Linked DNA regions of Homo sapiens: region 2 is linked to region 1. A link is a loop called in an ENCODE intact Hi-C map of the cell type or tissue named here. Cell type or tissue: ascending aorta. All regions are shown on one strand.

Region 1 (2,500 bases):
ATAAAGTCTTAAGAAGGGGAATGACTTGCTCATATTTATACATTTCCAAGTTTATTCAGGCTATGTGTGGATGAGTCAGGGAAATCCAGTCAGAGATAAAGGCAGAAATCATGACTTCAATGAGAGCGGTTGCCTGTGAGGATGACAGGAGAGAGATTTTGGAATAGGATCAAGTGAAACAGTTTATATACAAGCACTTGGCATGCAGTAGGTCATTGATAATAGTGCCTATGACTAATGTTTGGGCATTTGGTACCATTTAGCAGGTTGGCATTGCAGAAGCTTCCTACAGGCCACAGAACCTGATTGCTTCAATGTCTCAGGGGTCCAAGGTTTGATATTTGTTAAATCGATGTTTTTCTTTGAGATGAAACTAGGCAAGGTAAACCTGGCCAACGGGCTCCTGGGGGAACTGCACAGGCTGCTGCAGTCTGGCTGGGCCCCGACCACTCAGTTACCAACTCCATGAATTAGATATAAATGTAACAACAGCACAGGCCAGGCCACGGGCATTCTCAGAGCTGTGCAGGGTTTTATTCATTCGCTTCAGACGTTCCCTTGCCTCAGCTCCAGCCAAATCACAACCCACTGACTACACTAGCTGCTACATTTGCCATCTTTTCTGCCTGGCTTTGATCTCTTCTGGGAATCACCCGACCGGTCACCAACACCCTTGAGAGATGACCACACTGTCCTGTTTGTGGCTCTTGTTCACAGTAAATGAGATTGCTATGGATTATCCAACGTAGACTTATTCATTTCCTGGTAGCAGTTTTTAGGGCTTTTGAAAAAACTAAAAGAAGTCAGCAGTGATGTAACATGCAGAGAACAGTGAGGACTGTTAACATGTGATGGTTTTTCTGTGAAGTGGAGGGGTGGTGGTTGGGGGCCTTTTGGTAATGGAAGGACCGTTTGCCCTTTCTAGAAGCTGAGAAGGAATTCAGGGAGGCAGAATAGGGAGGGCGGTATGCTAGTGGTGCCAACTCTCCTGTCCAGGTCGGGAGCTGCCCAGTAAGGCCTTAGGGTTCGCAGGGAGGTGTCTGCCTGTCCTCTCTGGGACCCTGAGATGTATGCTAGAGCTGGTGGTCTTTATCCTTATGCAGAGCACACTTGCTGTGTTTGATAAATGGCTTTGAAGTGAGGATGATGCCTCTTTTGTCTATTCCCAATCAAATGCATCCTCTGGTGGCCACCTCCTTGGCTCTCATCTTTACGGTCCCTTTCAAGGCTTCCAAAGCCCACTGCAATGGCAGCAGAAGTCAAGAACTGCCAAAGCCTCCCTCTCAACTGCCCCCTTCAAACCTCCCTTCTCTTTCTTTCCTCGGCTTCTCTTGGCTTCCCACGCTGGCTGTCCACGTTGCCTAACCCCGGTTGGACCGGCAGCTGTGTCCCAGGCTGTTTACCTTGGCTCTGACACTGAGTGCCTTTAGAGTGCTGCTTTCTGAAACTGTCCTTCATGGGTTTGTAAGGAAACTTGGGCAAAGGGCCCTGGCCCTCTGCTTGCCCGGGGTGTGGCAGTTGGATTCAGGCAGGCCCACGGGGCCCTCCAATTTCCACTTATCTGTTAGGAGAAGAAGGAAACAACAGTGCTGAGAAGGAGCTGGAGCAGGAGAGAGTTAAGGAGCTTGCTAGTGAGCTCCCAGGTGCTCCATGAGGCCAGAGTAACAGACATGGCTCAAGTTCCATTCCAGGCAGGGCTTACTTAATGAGTGAAAGGACATATCCAAAGGGTGCTGCTGATTCGTGCATTTTGGTATCTATCTGGAGGCCTTCCTTCGGTACTGTGCTACAGGTTCTGACATAGCCAATGTTTACCAATTAACTGGATTAACAGCTTTGGGAATACGTTAAATAAATACTGACACAATGCAAAGCTGGGAGTGGAGATAAGTACACTCATAAACTCAGGATTTAGAGCAACTTCAAGAGGCTGAACAATGAACATAACATTCAGGGAAGAATGAGAAATGTTAATGAGAAGGGTGAATGGTTTTTCTCTTAGCTACAAAGTGCAAGAGAGAGGAGATGTGGGATGTTCTCATGAATTAGAAGAGCCTTTACGATTTTAGTTGACAATAAGGTAAAGGGCCTAATGCACTTGATCTGGCATCTCAAATTTCACATACCCAAAACTGAACATGTCAAATTCTTACCTTCCCTGTCAGTCCCAGTTTCTGTTGATTACAGCAGTTAGCCTCCCAGGATTATTTATTATATGATTGCATTCTGTGATCAACTATTTAATAAGCATATATACGGTATATAATCCTATAGAATATTTTAACGATCATTTGATCATTCATTCATTCATTTTTTTTTTTTGAGATGGAGTCTCACTCTGTCACACAGACTGGAGCGCAGTGGCACAATCTCAGCTCACTGCAACCTCTGACTCCTGGGTTCAAGTGATTCTCTTGCCTCCACCTCCCGAGTAGCTGGGACTACAGGCATGTGCCACCACACCTGGCTAATTTCTGTATTTTTAGTTGAGATGGGGTTT
Region 2 (2,500 bases), 82 kb before region 1:
CCTGAGATTCTCTTTCGCCAACTGTACAGTGGGAATAATGACCCTTTTAACATACGGTTATGTAAAAATGCCTCAGCTGAGCAGATATACAAAGCAGCAAGCAAAGTGTGACATGGAGGCTTGTATCATGGACCAAGTGAGGAATCACTAAAGCCTGAAATACAGTGATTGTCTACTGATATGTCTTTCTAAAATCTGATGTTTCACACCTATGCTCCAAGTCCTCTGTTTTTTCTCAATTGCCCAATGAATTAAGTCTGGACCCTTTAACCTGACCACATGCCTTCATATCTCACCCCAACCCACGGTGTCAGCCTCATACCTGCCCCATTTGCTCCCGTGTAACCTGTGGCCCAAACTCAGCAAAGTTTTCAGGGGTCTTCAAGCTTCCACATCTTTGCGGCTGCTGTTCCCTCTGTCTTGAACACCGTTCCTTTCCTCTCTCACCTGAACTTTCCAACACAGCTGTTAAAGTACAACTCAGAGGTCACTCTCTACAAAGTCTTCCTTGACTGCCTCTGACAAAATTAATGATCCCTTCTTTGTGTTCCCACAGCCTTTGGTACAAACCTTATTTAGCATTTGACTACATTATTTTAATGATTTGTTTTCATATCTGCCCTCCTTCAACTGTGGCTGAGTCATCTTGGTATTCCCCAATGGCCCAACGCAGATGTTTGCGAAATAAATGGGTGCATTTCCTGTCTCATTTTTCATCACTCTCTTGTCCTCCTGTATAAGAGATATGCCAATAGACTAGGTGGAGCGATCCTAGATCAGAAAACAGTACTTATAAGTATCTTAAAAGCCCCATTGAAAAGATATTTAAAACTCCCAGAAAAAGACTCCTCTCAGATCCCACATGGCAAAGCATATTGAAGTGAGTGGTGGCAGACAGGTGAATAGCATACCCTTCACCCTCAGAGAGGCTGTGAATATTAGTCACCCATGCAATGCTGCCAGGAATCCCTCTGGGGCTGGCCCAAGTCACAGAACATGTGTGGATTGTTTTCTAAGCTGTGCTGTGTTAAAATAGCAACTCCCGGTTTGCCTCAGGTGTAGAGTTTAGGTTCATGGTTCACTGGATATTTTAGGAAAATAGGAGTGAACATTCCAATCGCTTCTCTCCCCACTCGTAGTGTGTGAGGTTGTTTGTTCACATGGCTCAGACTCCGCAGAGAGCAGATTGCTGATAATGGCCATCCCGTCTCCTGGCCCTCTCCCAGAAGAACCATATTTAAGCTCTCAGTTGATGTGAATGCCCGGAAAACATTACTCTCCAGGGTAAGCTCAGGGGTGGTGTTGAGGGGCTTTGGAATCCCCGATAGAGCCAGAGCCCTGGGCCTACATTAGAGAAGAGGCTAATTTAGCTGTTTTCTGGGAGGCCATAGGTCTAACCAGATTGTAAGAATGAATAAATGAATTAACAGAGGAATCCTTCCCCTAAACTTGAAAAAAGAATTTGAAACCCTACTGTAGATTTAACCATTAATTCTCCCCTCTCATCGGTCTTCCCCAGTCTCTCCTCCAAAGATTCACCCCCTTGCTTTTGAGCACTGACTTGTTGAATGCTCTTCACTGAAGATCATTTGACCAGACTAACCTTCAGTGGCAGACAGTAAAAAAGGCCATCAGTGACCAACTCCAGGTATGGAGGCTGGACGGCTCTCTAATGAACTCCGGCTAATGCAGAAGAGAAAACACTTTAAAAACCAAAACAGGTGAAGGTCAAGGAATGATGATAGAGTAGAAAATGCCTTCATTCCTTTCATTCAAGAAAATGGCATGCAGGTGGTTGTCACTGGGTGGATCCAGTGGGCATATGTGCCAGAAATGGCATTGATGGGATGGAACTGGAGGCTGGGGACATGTTGGTGAAGTGGTGAGGTAGTGACAGGGAGGAGGGTTTGCAGAGTTCCTGCTGATTCTTATGAAAGCTCCAACAAGGGTGAAGAAAATGGATCATAATCATAGAAAACGGCTACTCCAACTCCACGTGGTTAAGTAATGGACAGGGGAGTGTCTGGGAGTGAGGGCAACGCTACCTCGTATCTACCTGGACAGGCATGGATGACATTTACTTGTCAGAATCTTCAGGTGCTAAAGAGTATACGTTCTATGAAAACAAGTGTGCTTAGAAATGCGAATGCAATTAAATTACAGGATTCAATTAACAAATACTATGTGGGATGGTGAAAGATATTGTAGGATTGCAGAGCTGTGGTTTGAGGTGCGATACCCCACAGAGAGTGTGCAGCCACCACCTGGCAGTGAGGTGAGTCTGCTGAGACAGGCTTCTCTTGATTGCCTCTCAAGGTGCTCAGAGGCTCCTGCCATCTTGGAGCGTTTGTCATTGTGATTCCAAGATAGGAATTTGCAAAGTTCTGTTTACTGGCTGTACCCAGGGATGGAGGTGGAGGTTCAGAGGGCATAGTCTTGGCCACACCACCATATTATGGGGCCAAATCAAACACCCAAATAATAGAGTGCAGGGAGTCAC

The links. A loop is a pair of places that touch in the nucleus more often than their neighbours do. Peaks named below come from ENCODE experiments on the same cell type or tissue, not always from the same donor. Only the 100,000 strongest peaks of a DNase experiment are listed, where the experiment ranks them.
Region 2: a loop joins it to region 1, with 2.2 times the contacts of the local background. A loop is called at or near these places in 27 of 110 quality-filtered maps.

Annotation. Positions count from the first base shown.
Region 1 is chr13:44,217,992-44,220,491 of GRCh38, reverse strand. No RefSeq gene overlaps it. Among named protein-coding and RNA genes, the nearest start is that of MIR8079, 23 kb to the right of the region's middle. In ascending aorta, no CTCF peak of the experiment used is centred here; DNase peaks (open chromatin) are centred at 629 and 1,411; H3K27ac peaks cover 2,131 bases.
Region 2 is chr13:44,299,680-44,302,179 of GRCh38, reverse strand. No RefSeq gene overlaps it. Among named protein-coding and RNA genes, the nearest start is that of SERP2, 73 kb to the left of the region's middle. RefSeq lists an enhancer at 609-798. In ascending aorta, no CTCF peak of the experiment used is centred here; a DNase peak (open chromatin) is centred at 979; H3K27ac peaks cover 1,820 bases.